Linked DNA regions of Homo sapiens: region 2 is linked to region 1. Evidence: read pairs that join two places in POLR2A ChIA-PET (ENCODE). Cell type or tissue: MCF 10A. All regions are shown on one strand. Links, peaks and the distances in the headings refer to the core of each region. The heading gives the core; the rest is flanking DNA. Region 1 has its middle 19 kb from the start of TRERF1. Region 2 overlaps TRERF1 (transcriptional regulating factor 1).

Region 1 (5,384 bases), core at 250-5,249:
AACCATACTTACCCTAAAGGAGTATCTCTTCCTTTCTTTTATGTTTGGGTTGTTAATATTTTTCTGTGTTAAAAAAAAAAATGCTCACGTCTGTATTCCCAGCACTTTGGGAGGCCGAGGCGGGCGGATCACCAGGTCAGGAGATCGAGACCATCCTGGCTAACATGGTGAAACCCCGTCTCTACTAAAAATACAAAAAATTAGCTGGGCATGGTGGTGGGCACCTGTAGTCCCAGCTACTCGGGAGGCTGAGGCAGGAGAATGGCATGAACCTGGGAGGCGGAGGTTGCAGTAAGCTGAGATCGCGCCACTGCACTCCAGCCTGGGCAACGGAGGAAGACGCCATCTCAAACTCCTGACCTCGTGATTCGCCCGGAGGAAGACGCCATCTCAAACTCCTGACCTCGTGATTCGCCCGCCTCCCAAAGTGCTGAGATTACAGGCGTGAGCTACCACACCCGGCCCGACGCCATCTCAAAAAAAAAAAAAAAAAAAAAAAAGGCTCAGAGACTTCTACTTCTGGATAAGATGGAATAACAGCTACTGGATTTACCCTTCTGCCTTAAAATGCTAACAAAATAGATAAAAACATATGAAAAAGTAGGGGCAGAGGTAGGAGGGAGGTACAGAGGGGGCTGGATGGAGGAATTACAGAGGGGCATGGGGAAACTTTTGAGGGTGATGGAGGAAATTTTGGGGTTGACAGATATATTCATTATCTTGGTGGTGGTGGTACTTTTGCAGGTATATACTTATTTCAAAGCTCATCAATATGGGCAGTTTATTATACCTCAATGAAACGATTTAAAAAGTACTAGAGGGAAAAAATAATACCTTGGAAGCGAATAGCACAGATACCATTTAAAAAATATTCTCGTGCTAATCATTGAATATTTTTTTCCTTTTAGCAGATTTTTAAAGTCACTGTTAAGCAGAGGTGAATATACAGTGGGAAATACTCCACTGTTATTTAATGGGATAATTTACCCTCCTTGTATCACATGTGTTAATACTGTTAAGCACAGGTAGATATTCTGTGACACCAACGAAGTTTAACCTTCTGGACCTTCGCAGAGTTCTTTCCAAAGTCCTGTGCCTAACTTTTTATTTCTAGTTATGTTTCCTTTTTTTTTTTTTTTTTTTAAGAAGCCCGAAATTGTGTAAGATTCAAGCTCCACAAAACCTGGATCCAATCCTTGTGTTAAGTGAGCTAAAGAAGTGTTACGTGAGCAAATTGTTCCCATTGCTCATGGATGTTCATTTCCTGCCTCCTTCAACAGCAATCCAGAATTGAGCAGGCAATGTAGTGGAGGAGAGCTTTGCCTTAGGTGCTCTCTGTGGCCAAGCCTTGTGGAATTTCAGTTCCAACACCTCCAGAGAAGGGGCATTGAAAAGGTCATGGAAGTGTGATTTGTTTTTACTACATTTGGGCCACATTTCATACTGTTTCTGAGTAAGACACCGTTGTTCTTGTAAAATGTATCCTTGTTCTTCCTCTCTTCCAACTCAGATCCCACCAGCACCTCAGTTGCCTTCTCAGATCCACCCAGCGCAGAGTAAAATATTCCTCCCCAAAACCCAGAGCATTTAAATTGTGTACCATTCTTGAAGCTATTAGGAGTTTAGGCTCCATTACCTATAAGCATGAGACCTTGGGTAAGTGACAACCTTTCTGAGCCTAGAGTTCTCCAACACTAATTCATTTGCCACACTGATCATGTGTTAATTTTATAAAGTGCTTTCTGATGGCAATAATAATCCCAACTGATGTCACAGAGTTAATGTGAAGCTTAAACAAGACAATATAGGTAAACACCTTTTGTAAACTACAAAAGGCTGTAAAATACTGGCAGACATGACATTTCAAATATTTAATGACCAGTAGACACTGGCCTTGACCGATCCAAATAGTCTTCAACCACAGTACTGTTGCAGGGTCCAGGAAGCTCCCTGCCCAGCCAGGCGTTAACTCTTTAGTTCCTGGATTAAGGAAAGTTTGGGATTCTCCAAAGAAAAAGCTGAGATAGTGGGGGCCTAGTGGAGACAGAACCAAGGGGCTACGGCCACAGCTATCAAAAAATGTTTTAGTAACTGGATAAGTAATATGGCTCTAACTTGCATACCACTATATTATAGTATTGCTTAGAAAAAGAAAATAATAATACTCTTTTACTTGCTAAAAAGCAATAGAATTCAACATCAACTTTTACTTACATATGCAGTGCACGCACTTTCAAAAGTAGGCATACATAGTGCATACTTTTTCAAAAAGTATATCCAATTATCGACAACTTTCTTTCTTCTTCCACTGGTCTGTAATATTAAACCTGAAAAACCTGCTAATAAATTCTAATTTTTTTTAAGTGAAGACAAGTTTATTAAGAAAGTAAAGGAATAAAGAATGGTTACTCCATAGGATAAGCACAACGTGGGCTGCTAGACTGAGGATATTCACAGTAATTTCTTGATTATATGCTAAACAAGGGGTGAATTATTCATGAGTTTTCCAGGAAACGGGTGGGCACTTCCCAGAACTGAAGTTTCCTCCCTTTTTTAGAGCATACAGAGTAAGTTCCTGATGTTGCCATGGCATTTGTAAACTCTCATGGCGCTGGTAGGAGTGTCTCTTAGCATGCTAATGCATTATAGTTAGTGTACAATGAACACTGAGGATGACCAGAGGTCACTTTCATTGCCATCTTGGTTTTGGTGAGTTGGGCTGGCTTCTTTACTGCAAACTGTTTTATCAGCAACGTCTTTATTACCTGTATCTTGTGCCTACCTCCTATCTCATCCTGTGACTTAGAATGCCTAACCTCCTGGGAATGCAGCCCAGTAGGTCTCAGCCCTGTTTTACCCAGCCTCTATACAAGATGGAATCGCTCTGGTTTAAACGCTTCTGACAATTCCCCCCTCCCTTTTACAAGGGAACCCTTAATCCTAAGGGTTGTAGAAGGACAAAGTTCCATCTTCTGTAACTTCTTCAGGCTGAATTAGGGGCAATTATATTCCTGCCTAACTATTAGGGTCTCTTGTATTCAGTAGAGAGAAGCTCAGTCAGAAAGCATCGATATGGCAAGGGCCCTTCATAACTCTTGAGTTCTGACAAAAGGTGATATCTAGAAGATTAATAAGTGTTCAATTTAAGAATATATTCAGTAAGCTTACCCTGCATTCCTACACAAAGAGTGCAACACCAATATATTCCATAATAGTAAGGCAAAATAAGCAAAATTATCCCAAATAAACTAAATTAGAAGGCTTTCCATGAACAGGATGACTGTTGGAAGCAAGCTGATGTGGGGTTGCTAGCTGATTCCAATATGTGTCCAGAATTAAAATATTGACTGAGAATAAATCCTAATTTTTGAGGCCTCCTAATTTTTACCCTAAAAATGTCCAGAATACAACCCCAAATTACTTAGCATTCAAAGGAAAATCTCAACTAACAAGTAAAAAGGAATCAACAGACATCAACCTGAAAAAATACAAATGTTGTAATTTTGAGACAGACTTTTAAACAGCTATTATAACCACACTCAAAGAAGTACAAATGAACACTCTTGAAACAAATGGAAAGATAGAAAATCTCATCAAAGAAATAGAAGATATAAAGAAGATATAAATAATATTTTTTTTTTTGAGATGGAGTCTCACCCTGTCACCCAGGCTGGAGTGCAGTGGTGCAATCTCAGCTCACTGCAACCTCTGCCTCCCAGGTTCAAGTGATTCTCCTGCCTCAGCTTCCTGAGTAGCTGGGACTACAGGCACGTGCCACCATGCCCAGCTAATTTTTTTTTGTATATATATTTTAAGTAGAGACAGAGTTTCACCATATTGGCCAGGCTGGTCTCAAACTCCTGACCTTGTGATCCACCTGCCTTGGCCTCCCAAACTGCTGGGATTACAGGCATGAGCCCCCACACCCAGCCTAATTTTCTAAATGAAAAATATAATAACGAAAATTAAAATGCAGTGGAAGAGTTCAGTAGGAAAGAGTTCAGAGATGACTGAAGAAAGAGTTCATGACCTTGAAGAAGGGTCAATAGAAATTACTCAATGGGAGAAAAAAATTGTTTTAATGAAAAGAGCCTAAGGGATTCATGGGACCACACCTAAATGTCTAACAGAAGATATTCAAATAATCCAAGAGAAATTAGGAAAGGGGAAATAGAGAAACAAATACCAGGAAACAAATAGTAAAAATGGTAAATACAAGTTCAAATATGCCAAAAATTACATTAAATGCCAATGGTTTAAACAAACCAATTAAAAAACAGGGATTGTCCAAAAAATTTTTAAAATAAAGACCCAAAGATATGCTGTGTACAAGAAACCAGTTTTAAATATAATATCATATGTAACTTAGAAGTAAAAGAATGTAAAAAGATATACAATGCCAACAAAAGTTGGAATGGCTCTGTTAACATTAAGAAAAGTAAACTTTAAAGCAAGAAAAATGAACAGGAATAAAAAGAGACATTACATAATAGAAAATAAGTCAATTTCTCAAGAAGACCTAATAATCCTAAATGTATATGCACTAAACCACTGAGCTTTAAGATACATGAAGCAAAAACTGATAGGCAAATCCATGATTATAGTTGGAGATTTCAATACTCTTCTCTCATTAGTAAATGAAACTAGACAGAAAATCAGCAAGAATATAGAAAAGATGAACACCACCACCAAACAGCTGAATCTAATGTACATTTGTAAAATACTCCACAAAATACACTCCAAAATACACTCCTATGTGTATTTTGAATACACATAGAAACTTCACCAAGACAGACTATATCCTGGGCCATAGAACAAAATTTAAAAGAATTGAAATTATATAAAGTATGTTCTCCAGTCATAATGGAGTTGAAGTAGAAATCAATAACAGAAAGATAACTGATAGATCACCACACCCTTGGAAATTAAACAACACATATCTCAGTAACCTATGGGTCAAAGAAAAAGTCCCAAGGGATATTAGAAAATATGTTTGAGCAACACTCATATAGAAATTTGTGGGATGAGGTTAAAGCAGTGCTGTTTTGGTTTGGATGTTGGAGCTTAAACCCCAAGGTGATGGTATGGAGACGTGGGGCCTTTGGGAGGTGATTAAGCTAAGAGGATGGGACTAGTGCCCTTATAAAAGGGATTGAAGAAGTGAGTTCATCTCCTTTTAGCCTTTTTTGCTTTCCTCCATGAGGACACTGCAAGAAGGTGCCATCTTGGGAGCAGAGAGCAAACCCTTACCAAACACCAAAGCTGCTGGTGCCCTGATCTTGGACTTCCCAGCCTCTAGAACTGTGAGAATACATATCTATTATTTATATATTATCTAGTCTAAGGTATTTTGTTATAGCAGCAGGCATGGACTAAGGAATTGG
Region 2 (5,384 bases), core at 201-5,200, 110 kb after region 1:
GGCTTCTGCACCAGACTGGCTCCTGCACCAGGCTGTGGGGAGGCTGGGGGTGTGTAGAGTTCTGGACACTTTGTCAGGGTAGGAGGGAAATAGAACTTGGGAGCCGCAGCTGACATCCACCATACTGTACCACCCATAGAAGTAGAATAATACCTTACTAACTTGGACCAGTCATTGGGGATAATAGTGAGAGGACACTCAACCTTAACTAGTAAAAGTTTGAATCTTCAAGTGTTTTAATGTGGTATAGTGTCAGGCAGGATCTTCCCAAACACATCCTGTTGGAAGCAGTTAGCATCTGTTTTTCAGTATGTCTTAAAACGTACGACCTTCTAGTAGGTTAAATATATCTTCTGAAATCCCGTTTAATTTCTAATTTGCTTATTCAACCTTTTAATAGCCAGAGTAAACACTGAACTCAAATTCTGGGTTGGTGAAGATTAAATTACAGTAATGAGGTTCCTCATTTATAAGCTCATCTATAAAATGGAAATAAGAATAGCACCTACTTTATAGGTTTGCTGTAAGGATTAACTGAGGTGATCTGAGTCAAGCGCTTAGCCCAGTGGATAGCCCAATAAATGTTACCTTTATTAGTGTCATATATTGCCAAATATTGTCACCTTTATGTTTTTATGTGCATGTTTAACTAGAAAATTAATTCTCTTCGTAACAAATATATTATCTGCTGCTGATTAGTTCTGTTAGAGAGGAGGTAAATAAAGGTATTAAAATATTTAGTGTTTATGGATTCTTTTTTTACCGAAGTTTTTTTTTTCTGTTAGAATTCATTTTGGGGGAAGCCTAAATACAGATAAGTTTAAGGAGCATACAACTGAAAATAGATAGAACCTCTAGAATATAGGGATTTTAAAATTTTATGGCAATATGTTCTTATATTCTTAGTTGAAAAATCTCTTAAATAGTTGATGGCCTGTCATGACCTCATGACCTATCCCAGCTGATTTTTGGGGTTTTTTTTGTTGGTTTTTTGGGTGTTTTTTTGAGACGGAGTCTCGCTCTGTCACCAGGCTAGAGTGTTGTGGTGCGATCTCGGCTCACTGCAACCTCCGCCTCCCAGGTTCAAGTGATTCTCCTGCCTGAGCCTCCCGAGTAGCAGGGACTGCAGGCGCACGCCACCGCGCCCAGCTAATTTTTGTATTTTTAGTAGAGATGGGGTTTCACCATGTTGGCCAGGATGGTCTCAATCTCCTGACCTCATAATTCACCCACCTCAGCCTCCCAAAGTGCTGGGATTATAGGCGTGAGCCACTGCACCTAGCGATTTTTTTCCTTATTCTCAGTCTGGAGGCTCTGGAGGGATGAGTGACCCCCGCTTGCCTTTGGTTTCCTGAACCAGCTACACAGTCAGACTGTCCTGGGAGGATGGATGGATTTTCGGATCACTGGGATTGAGTGAGATACTGCAGTACTGAGAAACTAGTCTTGGGCATCCACTTCAGTAGAATTTCAGCTGACAATATGATGAATCATTCCAGAAAGCCTCTGGTGCCACAGGGCTGACCTCTCAGAATCCCAGGAGGGTCAAGCATCTTGATTTGGGGTTCCCAGATTAACGGTGCGGAGAGCACTGGTTGGCACAGGGCCTCCAAAAGCTTTACCACCTGTTCCAGAACCAGGAGGAGGAGGCTTTGACGATGGAGGGGTGAGCATGTAGGGTGCAGCAGGAGAACAGTGTTCCATAGTGGCCAGGAGCTTTGAAGACTACATTCTTCATCCCCACTCCCTGAGTGTTGACTAAAGTTAGACTTCCGTCTTCTGTAGGTTGTTAGTTGCACTTGGGGCTTGCCACCATTTTGATACCTAGATGAGCACTGGTTGACTCCAAATTCCTTGGCTCAGAGAGTGCTGTAAACTAGTGGTTCTCAAATGAAGATTGCCTGGACCCAGAAAGCACTAGGAGAAAAAAAAAAAAAAAAAAAAGCTTTAGGTCATTGACCTAGGGCTCCCAGTCTTTTTTATTTTGCCAAGTTAGGACATTTTAAAAACTCTTAACACTCATCACAAAGCTTTTATGAAAAAACCATCTTGATGCCAAAGTAGTAGGAAAAGATAATATAAGAACAAAACAAAAATCTTTAAATAGAAAACACTCAGCTTTAGGAATAATTTACTACATTGTTCTTATTTTTCTGACATCACCTGTGAAAACTCCACCAAGGGAGGGTGGGCACTGCCCCGCATTTGCCCTCCAGGTGTCAGGTGCCCACCTGGTGATGTGGAGTTAGCTGCTGAATGTGCAACTGTAGGGAAATACACCCTACTTTTTGAAGCCTCACTTGGAGCCTAAGAGTTCTCTAGAGTCATATCTTGATTGGATTTATAAGTTAAAGTTGGGGGAAAATCCATTTTAATACAAGTTTTGATAAACCCAATTTATTTTATAAGGAAGGAGCCGTTTACCCTGCAGTCATTAACTTAGAATTGTTAGTTTAATTTTCCACCAGCAGGAAGAAAATCTTGCAATACCTAAGTAGTTCAAATTAGAAAGTGTGTCAACAGTTTTTCCTTTTCCACTATTTAACCCTAAAAATGATAAATGTCTTCAATTTGATCTGACTTTCAGTTGTATGGTATGCCTCTGTAGGTGGGAAAGGGTGTGTGTGCCAACCCCACCCCCAACCCCCCACATATGCAGAAAACTTGGTTTGATCCCAGGAGCCCCAGAAAGGAAGGGGTGCTTGTGAGAAATGTTGCCGGTAAGTGCTAGTATTAATACTTGTAGCAGTCACTTGCTGGTGTTAGTACTTGTAGCAAAAGTTGCATCTCAGAACTGCCAAAATAGTGTGACTTTTTAAGACGCCTTTTGGAGTCATTAAAAATCCCCAAACATACACCCAACCACCCCTGCCATCCAGAAGCTTAACTAAACATTACTCATTCTGCTTTCATTACACGTCTGCCTGGCTTTGCCACAAACACACTTTGCCTTCCAGTCAGGATTAAGCTTCTGTGTTAGGCCATGACTGGTGTGAAAGTAACCCCTCTGTCCTTGTTGACTGGGACAGAAAGACTGCTCGCTCGCCCGTGTGAAATTGTGAATGGAATCATGGAATCCTGGAGCCAAAGCAAGTTGGTTGCCTTCCTGCAGGACTATCCTAATGCTCATCACCTTGACTGGCAAAAGGTGTCCTAATTCTAACGTTTCATGGGTCTCCTGTAAACAAGGACGTGATCTCAGATGTGGCTTTCTCAATAAAAAGAAGACCATTCTGTGGCACACTAACACCTACAGTTATTGTCTGTTAACCGCATTCTTAGGCAAAGCGTTACCGTTTGAGTCCTTCTAGTAGCCTCATCTGTGCTCGTATGCTTATATGGCACAGTTCTTGCATGTTCTAGCAGACACTGGATTTTTTTTTTTTTTTTTTTTTTTTTGAGACAGAGTCTTACTCTTTTGCCCAGGCTGGAGTGCAGTGGTGCAGTCTTGGCTCACTCCAACCTCTGCCTCCTGGGATCAAGCGATTCTCCTGCCTCAGCCTCCTGAGTAGCTGGGATTACAGGCACGCACCACCATGCCTGGCTAATTTTTGTATTTTTAGTGGAAACAGGGTTTCACCATGTTGGTCAGGCTGGTCTCGAACTCCTGACCTCGTGGTCCATCTGCCTCGGCCTCCCAAAATGCTGGGATTACAGGCGTGAGTCACCGCACCCAGCCAACATTGGGTCTTAATTTGTTCAGACCCCTTACCACTGGTTTCTCTCAAGGCATATCTTGCTCCACGGCAGACGACATTGTGCTTTTTGACAGACATTACCACAACATTCTTGTCTTAGCTCAGGCTGCCATAACAAAATACCATAAAGTGGGTTGCTTAAACAATAGAAATTTATGGGCCGGGCGCAATGGCTCACACCTGTAATCCCAGCACTTTGGGAGGCTGAGGTGAGTGGATCACGAGGTCAGGAGTTTGAGACCAGCCTGGCCAACATGGCAAAACCACGTCTCTAAAAATACAGAAAAATTAGCCAGGTGTGGTGGCAGGCACCTGTAATCCCAGCTACTCGGGAGGCTGAGGCAAGAGAATCGCTTGAACCCGGGAGATGAAGGCTGCAGTGAGCCGAGACTGTGCCACTGCACTCCAGCCTGGGCAACAAGAGCAAGACTCCATCTTAAAAATAAATAAATAAATAAAAATTATTTTTCACAGCTCTGGAGGCTGGGAAGTCCAAGATCAAGGTGCTCAGCAAGGTAAGTTTTATTCTGAGGCCTCTTCTCTTGGCTTGTGAGTGAGAGCCATCTTGCTGTGTGCTCACCTGATCTCTTCCTTGTGCACTCAGAGACAGGAATCTCCTCTTCCTCTTCTTATAAGATCACCCATCCCATCGTGGGAGCTTCACTCTCTTCACCTTACCTAAACTTAATTATCTCTCAAAGACCTCATCTCCGAATGGCATCCCATTGGGGTTTAGGGCTTCAACATAGGAATTTGGGGGAAGAGAAACATTCAGTCCGAAACAACTCTTGAGTCTTTATTTGTGGTGCCTGTGAAGTGCTTATAGGGTCACTGGTCCAGGGGCCCTGCAGTACAGAAAGCCTTAGAGCGACAAGTGTTCCTTGTTGTGGAAGAGGGGAAGCATCCTAGGCTGCAGATGGCACAATAAAATGGGAAGTTGGAAGACCTTTACCACAGAGCTGGAGGTGACCTGGGGCTAGACAGAGGTTCTCCTTGTCTCTCCAGGTCTCAGCTTTCCTAGTTCCGAATGTCAGTGGTAAAGTTGTGGTTGCCAACTTGGTCAGCCTCAATGAAATTTGAATGGTTCAACACATCCAATATTCCATGATCACCTTCTATAACCTTCATGTGCCTCTTAAAAGGAGGCTCTTGGAACCAAAGCCTGGGAAAATGTGTTTTTTTCTGAACACTTTATCATCTTGGGCATTTACTCCCTTTTCATGGGGGAAAGAATGGCCATAAATTATAATAGAGCTGTTCCATTTGAGATCAGTATCTTACATGTCATTCTAAATGTATACTAACATGGTAATGTCCACGTGGACACACACACACTCATACACCCCTGTGCCAGGTGGAATATTTTAAGATATAAAAAGGCCTTTGAAAATCCTTTTAAACTCTCAAGGAACAGATAATTCCTATGTTATATAAACTGTTGCGGGATTGAGAAAAAAGATGGAAAACTTCCAGATCCTTCTTTCAAGCAAGCAAGGCCCTGATATCAAAACAGGCAAGTCCCCAGAGGGAGGATCTATACCAGTCTCACTTAGGAATGTAAAAGTTTTAAATAAAATTCTAGCGAGTAGATTTCAACAATAGAGTATGTGAATGTTCTACCATAACCAAATAGATTATATTCCTGGAATGCAGGAATAGCTTCATATACATATATTTTCCTATGGT

The links. Peaks named below come from ENCODE experiments on the same cell type or tissue, not always from the same donor. Only the 100,000 strongest peaks of a DNase experiment are listed, where the experiment ranks them.
Region 2: POLR2A ChIA-PET joins it to region 1 with 6 read pairs; 5 of 35 experiments call an interaction of 5 or more read pairs at or near these places.

Annotation. Positions count from the first base shown.
Region 1 is chr6:42,468,496-42,473,879 of GRCh38, reverse strand. No RefSeq gene overlaps it. Among named protein-coding and RNA genes, the nearest start is that of TRERF1, 19 kb to the right of the region's middle. In MCF 10A, for the core only: no CTCF peak of the experiment used is centred there; no DNase peak of the experiment used is centred there.
Region 2 is chr6:42,355,344-42,360,727 of GRCh38, reverse strand. All of the region lies in intron 3 of TRERF1 (transcriptional regulating factor 1), which reads left to right. Among named protein-coding and RNA genes, the nearest start is that of TRERF1, 94 kb to the left of the region's middle. In MCF 10A, for the core only: no CTCF peak of the experiment used is centred there; a DNase peak (open chromatin) is centred at 2,917.